Regions from separate parts of the Homo sapiens genome. Here region 2 is linked to region 1. Evidence: read pairs that join two places in POLR2A ChIA-PET (ENCODE). Cell type or tissue: GM12878. All regions are shown on one strand. Links, peaks and the distances in the headings refer to the core of each region. The heading gives the core; the rest is flanking DNA. Region 1 holds the start of LOC107984988 (a long non-coding RNA gene). Region 2 overlaps SGSM2 (small G protein signaling modulator 2).

Region 1 (5,369 bases), core at 188-5,187:
CCCATGGGAGGCGGGGTCACTGACCCTCTACATAGGGCTGCCACCTAGAGGGTGACAGGCATTCCAACAAACCTGGCTTGGGCAGTTTGTAAGAACAGGAAATGGTCCCTGCTCAGGTTCAGTAAACCCCTCTGCCCTTTCTCCTCTTGCGGAGGAGCATCAGCACTCTCGTTCCTCATTTCTCAGGCCATGCGCTCTCCGTCTAGCTCTTCTGTTGCCAGGCATGCTCTCCTGGTACCGTGGCTCTCAAATCTGTCTTTCTGGGTGAGCAGGGACAGAACAAGCATGGCTTAGGGAGACGTGGGAGCAGTGGCAGCTGGAGTGACAGGGGCTGGGGGTCCGGCTCTGCACTGCGCCTCTGCCTCTGCCTCTGCCCCGCAAGTCCACTACCATCTCAGTTCTCCTGCCTTGAGAAACAACCGTCCAGCCTGGTCTGACTCTATCAAGGAAGTGGCTGCCATTTTTTTTTTTACCCTATGTGAACAGTCAGCTCCTAAGCCCTGGTACCATCCTACCTCTATTGCTGGCAATTAGGCAGGAGAGCCTTGAAGCCAGGTGGCTGAGGGATGCTGGGGACAAACTGAGCCTACCTGTGTGTTCTGATGGCAGGACAGAAGAAAAATCTAGAAGCGAGGTCCAGAGACGCTCTAAATTCCCCGGGTTCTTAGCTCTGGCTTGCAGCTAGAAAGGTGAATAGGCCGCAGCCTTTCAGAGGGGGCTTCCCTGGGTGTGGGGTGGGGCCAAGCCCCGTGAGGGTGGTCAGAGCTGTGCTGCCATCATCCGGTCCCAGGGACGCCCGCAGACAACTTCCCTTAACCTGGCTCTGCCCAGTGAGTCACCAAACAACTGCTTCCTGTTCCCCGCATGCCCTCATGGAGTCTCAGGAGATGAGATGAAGCTGCTCCCTTTTCTCCTGGGGTACCGGTGGGCCTCTGGGCGGGGGGGGTCACACCTGGGTCACAAGACTGGCTCAGTCCCCTTAAAAAGAGTGGCAGGCGGAGGAGGGCTTCGGAGTCCACAGGCACCCTTCTACGGGTGTCTGCATTTCCGGCCCTTTCTGAGTGGCGCTGTGTGTGTGTGTGTGTTTAGCATCTGCCCTCCCAACTTTTCCAGATTTTACCCGTCAGATTCCTGGCAGCTGTGCACGGCGCCTGTGCCGGCCGTCACGTCCCATTCCGATCTCTGGGTCGCACGGTAAGAGGAGGACACAGGATGCGCAGGGAGTGAAAAAGTGATGTCGGTGGGGAGAGTGCCAAGTCCCCACTCGCAGCCATGGGACACTTGGGGAGCAGGGGAAGCATGCCGCTGCAGAGTTCAGAGGCCGGTAGTGAGGTTTATTTTTGTTTGTATGAGTAAAAAGCTGCAGAAGCCTCTGGTGGGGGTGAGGGGGGTGCAACCGGAATGCTGTGGTTCAGACAGACTGGCCCTGGCATGGAGTCAAGCGTGCTGACCCGGAAGGAGAGTTCCACAGGAACCTTCTAACAGCAGCTGAGGTTGGGCCACAGTGATCCCTGGATAGTGCCCTTGGAACCCAAGCAACACACGGACACTCTGAATCAGGTTGGTAGCAATAAGGACCCAAGTTGGCATAAAATGTGGAAGAAAAAAATAATTCTGTTTCTGGAAGGTGCTAAGTAACTAACTTTCTCTAAGGTATGGGAGTTTCCTGGAGCAAGCTGGCAGAGAACTGGGAAAGAGATCATATACAATAATACCTAAGGAGGAAGCTAACAGGCTTGGGTCTCCAGGAAAAACTTTTGCAGGTTAAGTTCCTTCTCTACGGTGGAGATGATCTTATGATGCTTACCGCTGCAAGCTGAGACACTGAACATTACAAGTAACAGCAATTCAATGAGCTGACACAGGAGGTGTGGCACTTGGAGAACCTGGATCATGAAGCAGAGCAAGACCAGGAGAGGGCCTTCTGAGGTCTTCCTTCTGCTTAGGGGCTCCCATAGGGAGTGCGGCTGCTTCCTTCCCTCTACAGGGTGAAGAATCATTCATCCCTGAGCCTCTCTGGCCAGAGCAATGTCTTCAACAGAAATTAGAAGCTTTGTAACACAGGAAATTTCCACATTCACCTTATATATGAAAGTACCTAGCAAAGTGCCTGACACATATTAGTAACTCAATAAATGCCAGCTTCCTTTCTTCCTTCCTAACTCTATTTTTTATTTTCTACATATCCAGAGCATAAATATCAGGGGGAAACCACCAGGAAATAGAACTGGGGATGAGGAGGGGTGGAGCAGAGGACTACTGATGTGTTTTTTTTGTTTTGTTTTGTTTTGTTTTGTTTGAGACGGAGTCTTGCTCTGATGCCTATGCTGGAGTGTAGTGGCGTGATCTCGGCTCACTGCAATCTCTGCCTCTCAGATTCAAGCGATTCTCCTGCCTCAGCCTCCCAAGTAGCTGGGATTACAAGCGTGAGCCAACACGCCCGGCTAATTTTTGTATTTTTAGTAGAGATGGGGTTTCACCATGTTGGCCACACTGGTCTCAAACTCCCGACCTCAGGTGATCCGCCCGCCTCGGTCCCCCAAAGTGCTGGGATTACAGGCGTAAGCCACTGTGCCCAGCGTTTTTTTGTTTTGTTTTGTTTTGTTTTAAAGAGACACGAGTCTCAGACCAGGCACGGTGGCTCACGCCTATAATCCCAGCACTTTGGGAGGCCAAGGCGGGTGGATCATGAGGTCAGGAGTTCGAGACCAGCCTGGCCAACATCGCGGAACCCCGTCTCTACTAAAAATACAAAAATTAGCTGGACGTGGTGGCTCATGCCTGTAATCCCAGCTACTCGGGAGGCTGAGGCAGGAGAATTGCTTGAACCCAGGCAGCAGAGGTTGCTGTGAGCCGAGATGGTGCCACTGCACTCCAGCCTGGGCAACAGAGCGAGACTCCGTCTCAAAAAAAAAAAAAAAAAAAAAGAGACAGAGTCTCATCCAAGCCTGACCAACATGGTGAAACCCCATCTCTACTAAAAATATAAAAATTAGCCAGGCGTGGTGGCACGTGCTTGTAATCCCAGCACTTTGGGAGGCAGAGGTAGGCGGATCACTTGAGGTCAGGAGTTTGAGACCAGCATGGACAATATAGTAAAACCCCATCTCTACTAAAACTACAAAAATCAGCCGGGGATGGTGGCACATGCCTGTAGTCCCAGCTACTCGGGAGGCTGAGGCAGGAGAATCGCTTAAACCCGGGAGGCAGCGGTTACAGTGAGCCGAGACCATGCCACTGCACTCCATCCAGCCTGGGTGATAAGAGCAAAACTCCATCTCAAAAAAAGAGAGAGAGAGAGTCTAACTCTGTCACTCAGGCTGGAGTGCAGTGGTGCGATCACAGGTCACTGTAGCCTGAAACTCCCAGGCTCAAGTGATCCTCCCGCCTCAGCCTCCTGAGTAGCTGGGACTACAGGTGTGTGCCACCATGCCCGCGCTTCTGATTTCTATGAAAAGACTTATTGTATATATGTATCTTAACTATGTGGATGTACATGAAAAACTGGAAATAAAATAAAAATAGGAACAGTGGGTGAGATAAGCACTGGCTAACTGTTCATCCTGGGCCAGCAGAAGCCAACGAGGGCAGATACTGAGGGTGCTAGAAAAGGCAGGCAGAGCCACCAGCAGCATCCCCTGGGAGCAGGAGGAGGAGCATCTTCATTTGGGGTACACTGCAAATGAAAAACTGCTGCTTAGAACTCCTTTTCTGGATGTCCAAATGTACCACAGAGCTTAATATATTCTTGCACTCTTTTTAAAAGTGATAACTATGGCAATTTGTTTGCTATTTCTTACTGTTTTAGGAGGACTCATCTTATTTTCAAACTAGACTGTCAAGTGCTCAAGGAGAACTGCCTACTTTTCTTGCAGTTTCCATTGTCATACCTCCCATACCGCCTGTTGTATCATAGGACTTCGGGGGACAGTGGGCTCAGTCACTGGCTCTCAGAGCTGAAGGGCACTTAAAGATAATCGGATTGAATTTTAACTGATAACTTGATCTAAAAAGCCAAAGAAGCAGGCAGGCCCTTTCCTGATGGAGAGGGAGGGGCAGGGCTAAGCATGACACCTTTGAGCTTGCTCTGAGCAGCAGCCTGAGGGCGTTTCAGACAGTGGCCTGGCCACTCTGTGGGAAGCCAGGCCCCCAGTGGATGGTGCTGGAGCAAAAGCTGGGGCCCAGCACTCAGGTTTTGGGGAGGCTGGAGCGGGTCTGGGTGGGAAGGGCGGATGCCCGCTCCACAGGCTGATGTGCTTTCCTGCCTTGACGTGAACGTGCCCCCGGCCTGGTGCTGTGCTGGCTCCCACCCTGTCTCCGACAGCCAGGAGCCAGGCCTGAGTGTCTGCCTTCCGCCAGCTTCCATACAGGTGTGGGGGGCTCTGTGTATACCCCATTGTTCCACAACAGCCCCCCCTAGCTGGGTGGCAGTATGAATGGACGGCAGCTAAATTTAGAGTGGAACTCCTGGGGCCACCACAAAGGAGGGACTACATCTTCAGGAGGGCGGGTGGGCGGGAAAGGGACAGGGGAGAGAAGCTATTTTGAGAACACATGTCATTGCTGGCCACAGAGCAAGACTGTGGCCATAATGCTGAGGGAAACAATAGATGTGGCCAGAGGAAGAGCCTGTTATGTTTCAGGTGGGATGTTTGCAACTGCTCAGGAAACCTGACCCCGCCCGACAGCAGCACAAATCACAGCAAAGCCTCAGAGAGGCAGTGAGGAAGCGGGGGATTCACAGGGCCAGGGCCAGCATGAGGTGCCAAGAGGCCACGCCTCATGCCTGGAGGAGCATTTTCAGTGACTGCTTTGCCCTGGTGGTTTGGTTAGGAATCAAACACTTCTGACCAACTTCCCAAACCATGTACCCTGCCCTGGTCTCTGAACAACTCCAAATGGCAATGGGAACAAAAAGAACTCAGGAGAAAAGCAGCAAGGTGGGCAGAACCCACAGGAGGAGCTGTCTCAGGCAACAAGACAGAGCGTGGGCTGAGCCGGAGAGTGTGGCCTCAAAGCCCTGGGTGGGCGGACTTGGCGCCCCCAGCATCCAGGGGCCTGCCTGGGCGCTGCAGCTCCAGCTGCACAGGCTCTGAGAGCTCCCCACACCCCTTTTCTGACCTCCAGTCGGCCCCACTCACCAGCCTCTGTGCAACGCCGGAAGCAGGGAGGGACAGGCTGCAGAGGGAGACCAGGCCTCACCTCCCCCATGCTCACAGAAGAGCTTAGGCGGCCCAGGGGTCTAGGTAAGAGCAGGGAAGTGGGGGTGTGGTTACAGCCCCAGATCTCACTTGGACTTTATAGCTATCCTGGGGGCCAGGAGGATTTTTTTCAACCCCATCTTCACATCCCCTTCCCCAAACATGCGT
Region 2 (5,369 bases), core at 203-5,202, 270 kb after region 1:
CCGCCAGGGGAGGGGGCGGGGCCCCGCGCGAGCTCCCGCGGCGCAGGTGGGTGTCGTGCGGGCCGAGCTTCCCCACGTCCTAAGTGGGTGTCGTGCGGGCTGAGCTCCCCCTTGTCCGACGTCCGCTGTGCCTCCAGCTACGGAGTGATCGCTGCCGGAGGGGTGCGCCGCACACCTCAGTTTCTCCCTCCACGCCCACCTCCTTAGCCAGGGACCAGGGGCTTGTTTGGAATGGTTTTTAACACTCGGAAGTTTTTCCCTTTTGAGGGAAGCCCCCCTACTTCAGAAAGAGAAGTAGTCCTTCCCTCTACTAACTCCGTTTACCTTGACCCTGCCCAAAAGCCCATTTCCATTTCGGGTGGGGGGCAGTGACCATGTGAATGACTCACTCCCATATGAGAGCTGGAGAGCTCCAACCCACAGCGCAGCTTAGAATACATTGGGCCTCCTTCCCCTGCCTGCCTCTGTGGCTGTTGTCTGCCTGGTAAGTAAACTCCACCAGGGCAGGAGACCCTCTGTTTTGTCCACTGCCTTGTATCCAGTGCCTGGCATACTGTAGGCACTCCGTGACTGTTTGGTAAATAAATGTGCTGATTTTGGAGACTTCGAGGCCTGGTGTTTGGAAAGCATACATTTTGGAATAGTCTGGACCTAATTCTGTGTGACCTTGAGTCTCTATGCCGTCTCCCTAATATATATATATATAACCTCACGCCTGTAATCCCAGCACGTTGGGAGGCCTAGGTGGGTGGATCACCTGAGCTCAGGAGTTCGAGATCAGCCTGGCCAATATAGTGAAACCCCGTCTCTACTAAAAATACCAAAATAAGCCAGGGGTGGTGGTGCGTGCCTGTAATCCCAGCTACCCGGGAGACTGAGGCAGGAGAATCGCTGGAACCTGGGAGGTGGAGATTGCAGTGAGCCGATATTGTGCCACTGCACTCCAGCCTGGGCGACAGAGTGAGACTCCGTCTCAAAAAAAAAAAAGTTTACCTTAGCTGAGCCGTAATTAGAGTTTCAGGGTTGGGGAAGCGTCTGGACTCTCATAACATCCTGGAAAGTGGACAGGCGCGGTGGCTTACGCCTGTAATCCCAGCACTTTGGGAGGCTGAGGCGGGTAGATCACGAGGTCAGGAGTTCCAGACCAGCCTGGCCAAGATGGTGAAACCCCATCTCTACTGAAAAAAACAAAAAATACAAAAATTAGCCAGGCACAGTGGTGGGCACCTGTAATCCCAGCTACTCGGGAGGCTGTGGCAGGAGAATCGCTTGAACCCAGGAGGTGTGGTTGCAGTGAGCCAAGATCGAACCACTGCAGTCTAGCCTGGGCGACAGAGCAACTCTCCGTCTAAAAAAGAAAGCTGGGCATGGTGGCTCACGACTGTAATCCTAGCACTTTGGGAGGCTGGGACGGGCGGATCACGAGGTCAGGAGATCGAGACCATCCTGGCTAACACGGTGAAACCTCTCTCTACAAAAAATTAGCTGGGCGTGGTGGCGGGCGAATGTAGTCCCAGCTACTTGGGAGGCAGGAGAATGGCATGAACCCGGGAGGCAGAGCTTGCAGTGAGCCCAGATCGTGCCACTGCACTCCAGCCTGGGCGACAGAGCAACACTCCATCTCAAAAAAAAAAAAAAAAAAAGTCCCGGAAATCTCTAGATGGTTCTCATGCGTTAGCCATGGCCTGGCTACTAGGCCCTAATGTTTGTTCCCACCCCTCCCCTTGGTAAAGATGTAGTTGAAGCCATCAGCTTTCCCGCTTGTGGGAGAAGCTTCATTATGTCTTTGCTGTGAAGAGGCCCAAAAAAGGATTTCTTAGGCCAGGGGTGTATCAAGTCAGCATTTAAGCCCAATTCTGCTCTCCCCAATGAAAAGAGAAATCTTGATTCTCCTGCAAAAGGAAGCAGTCTAGTGACAGAGACTTGAACAGTGTAAACAAAATAGAAAAGTACTTGTGTCTACACTTGAGGTGGATATGCTGGGATTATAGATATGGCTCAATTTTGGAGGTTAGTCACAGATAATGGGAAATACTTTTTTTTTTTTTTGGAGACGGAGTCTTGCTCTGTCGCCAGGCTGGAGTGCAGTGGTGCGATCTCAGCTCACTGCAACCTCCAGCTCCTGGGTTCAAGCGATTTCCCTGCCTCAGCCTCCCAAGTAGCTGGGACTACAGGCACATGCCACCACACCCAGCTAATTTTTCGTATTTTAGTAGAGATGGGGTTTCACCATGTTGGCCAGGATAGTCTCGATCTCCTGACCTCGCCTTGGCCTCCCAAGGTGCTGGGATTACAGGCATGAGCCACTGCGACCGCCAGGAAATATTTTTTAAGAGGATGATGACTTTTTCCACCAGTGCTTAGAAACTGGACTATACTGCTCCAAAAGTGATTCCTAAGAAAATGTGAGAAATGTCAGAATATGCCACAGCTACGTATCATTCCTGACAAAAGTTGACCTGCTCTGAACTCATGTTTCTCCTTTCCTCCTTCAGTGTTTGATTTCTTTTTTTTTTTTTGAGATGGAGTCTCGCTCTGTTGCCCAGGCTGGAGTGCCGTGGCGCCATCTCAGCTCACTGCAAGCTCCGCCTCCCGGGTTCACGCCTTTCTCCTGCCTCAGCCTTCTGAGTAGCTGGGACTACAGGCGCCTGCCACCACGCCCGGCTAATTTTTTGTATTTTTAGTAGAGACGGGGTTTCACCATGTTAGCCAGGATGGTCTCGATCTCCTGACCTCGTGATCCGCCCACCTTGGCCTCCCAAAGTGCTGGGATTATAGTCGTGAGCCACCACGCCTGGCCCAGTGTTTAATTTCTACAGAAACATCCTGTCCCTTCTGCAAGGAAAAACAACAGGAATATTGGTAGACCAGGCTGGCCTTTCACAAAGGACCACTGGTATAATTCTAGGGGTATCTGCAGATCCTTCAACCCAAAAATCCTCCCCATCAGCCTGCTTCAGATGCCTCCAGGTCTTTAGCTGTGACATTATCCTCTGTTGAATGCTAACATCCTTGGGAGGTAATCTAGGAAGTTTTTTTTGTTTGTTTGTTTGTTTTTTTGAGATAGAGTTTCACTCTTGTTGCCCAGGCTGGAGTGCGATCTCAGCTCACTGCAACCTCTGCCTCCGGGTTCAAGTGATTCTTCTGCCTCAGCCTCTTGAGTAGCTGGGATTACTGGCACCCACCACCATGCTTGGCTAATTTTTGTATTTTTAGTAGAAATGGGGTTTCACCATTTTGGTCAGCCTGATCCTCCCAAAGTGCTGGGATTACAGGCGTGAGCCACCATGCCCAGCCGTCTAGGAAGCTTTTAACAGCTTAGAGTGCATTTGCATTAATTGATCTGATCCCCTTTTACCTGAGCACTAACCATTAGCAGTTTCCGGCAGGGAGGGGCCTCCAGGTCCTTCTTCCCGCCTCCCCAGGCTTTTGAGGTTCTACCACCCTCCAAACTATACAGTCTTGACTAAGGGTCTTGGGAACCTGGACAGCATCAGAACATTACATTCCTGTCTAAAGAATGGGGAAGACTAGCTCTACCCAAGGCTCACTTTATGTGTAACATTCTGCACTAGGTAATCTCTATAATCTCCAGTACTAGGACTGCCTGCTAGCAGGTTCTCCCAGGACATCAACAGAGTTTGGGTTAAATGTTGGGAACCACCAGAACCTCATACATGGGAGTGTAAAGTGGTATAACCAACTTTGGAGAACAATTTGGCAATATCTAATAAAGTGTGTGCATCAGACATTCCTTGCCTAGAAACATAAATCCCAAACATTTGTTCACCAGAAGACAGTCCTCAATGTTCACAGCAGCAGTATCCATAACAGCCCCAAACTGGAAACCACCCAAACGCCGGGTGTTTGTACGTTCACACCACGGAGAGTGAACAACCTACAACTGTACACAACGCGCACGGAGAATGAACAATCTACAGCTATACACAACATGAACAAATTTCAGAATGACACAGGTGAGCAAAAGAAACTAGTCACAAAACACTACACGCTGAGTGATTCCACTTATAAAAAGTATAAAAACCCAGGCCGGGTGTGGTGGCGGCTCACACCTGTAATCCCAGCACTTTGGGAGGCCAACGCGGGTGGATCACCGAGGTCAGGAGTTCAAGACCAGCCTGGCCAACATGGAGAAACCCCGTCTCTACTAAAAATACAAAAAAAAAAAAAAAAGCCAGGTGTGGTGGTGCATGCCTGTAATCCCGGCTACTGTGGAGGCTGAGGCAGGAGAATCTCTTGAACCCGGGAGTTGGAGGTTGCAGTGAGCTGAGAACGCGCCACTTCACTCCAGCCTGGGCAAAAGAGCGAAACTCCATTTCAGAAACAAACAAACAAAAAAAGTATAAAAACCCACAAAACTGTCGTGTTGGAATCAGGAGAGTGGGTACCCTTAGGGGGAATAGTGACTAGAAGGGAAGGTGATGAGGCGAGGGTGTTGGTCACATGTTCTGTTTCTTGCTCTAGTTGCTGATTTCACAGGAGTGTTCAGTTTGTGAAAATTCACCACGCTGTGTAATTGTGATATGTTCTTTTATATGTTTACTGCACATCAGTTAAAAAGATTTCTTTTTAAGTGCTTTCTTAAAGAAATGACTGAGCACAGTGGCTCACGCCTGTAATCCCAGCACTTTGGGAGGCCGGGCGGGTGGATCACCTGAGGTCAGGCGTTCAAGACCAGCCTGACCAATATGGTGAAACCCCATCGTTACTAAAAATACAAAAATTAGCAGGGCGTGGTGGCATGCACCTGTTGTCCCAGCTACTCGGGAGGCTGAGGCAGGAGAATCGCTTGAACCCGGGAGGCAGAGGCTGCAGTGAGCCGAGATCACGCCACTGTACTCCAGCCTGGGCAACAGAGCGAGACTCCATCTCAAAAAAAAATGACTGTTTACCTTACAAGGTATTTGGGAACTTTTACATCCAGGTGGGAACCCCAAACATCAGAGTTCTAGACCCTAGATGGAAAGAAGGCTGGGCTTTTGAGCATGTAGAGGGTGTCCCTGAGGTATGAGACCTACCCCTAACCTTGGAGAATAGGGAGAAAAGGAGGAGGGGCAGGTTGTTTATCTGCAGGCTGTACCGAGATGGTTTGTCTCTAAAGGACAGTATATCTGCCCAGAAGCCCTTCGTGAGCTGAGAACAGATGAGCAAACAGCATCCTATTCCTGTTCTCCAAGGCAGGGCACTTCCACCTGGGCTGGAACATGCACTGATTGTTTGATGGGTTTTTGGCATCTCTTTCCCTGGTTTCCCCTCCAAAAGACTGGAATCAGACTGTGCTGAAGAAACTTTGCTTCCCCACACCTTTCATCCCTGTCATCTCTGCAAGTGTCTGAAAGTGCCCTTCA

Evidence for each region. ChIA-PET counts read pairs that join two places held together with the same protein. Peaks named below come from ENCODE experiments on the same cell type or tissue, not always from the same donor. Only the 100,000 strongest peaks of a DNase experiment are listed, where the experiment ranks them.
Region 2: POLR2A ChIA-PET joins it to region 1 with 10 read pairs; 3 of 35 experiments call an interaction of 5 or more read pairs at or near these places.

Annotation. Positions count from the first base shown.
Region 1 is chr17:2,070,803-2,076,171 of GRCh38, forward strand. The region is part of intron 15 of SMG6 (SMG6 nonsense mediated mRNA decay factor); the gene reads right to left. It overlaps LOC107984988 (a long non-coding RNA gene), which reads left to right and starts at 794. Exons shown (of 2, transcript XR_001752757.2): 1 at 794-918; 2 at 1,114-2,162. RefSeq lists enhancers at 1-26, 397-1,596, 4,413-5,102, 4,879-4,958, 5,103-5,369. In GM12878, for the core only: no CTCF peak of the experiment used is centred there; no DNase peak of the experiment used is centred there; H3K4me3 peaks cover 122 bases; H3K27ac peaks cover 1,275 bases.
Region 2 is chr17:2,338,084-2,343,452 of GRCh38, forward strand. The region is part of intron 1 of SGSM2 (small G protein signaling modulator 2); the gene reads left to right. Among named protein-coding and RNA genes, the nearest start is that of SGSM2, 3.3 kb to the left of the region's middle. RefSeq lists a silencer at 1-101. In GM12878, for the core only: no CTCF peak of the experiment used is centred there; no DNase peak of the experiment used is centred there; H3K4me3 peaks cover 435 bases.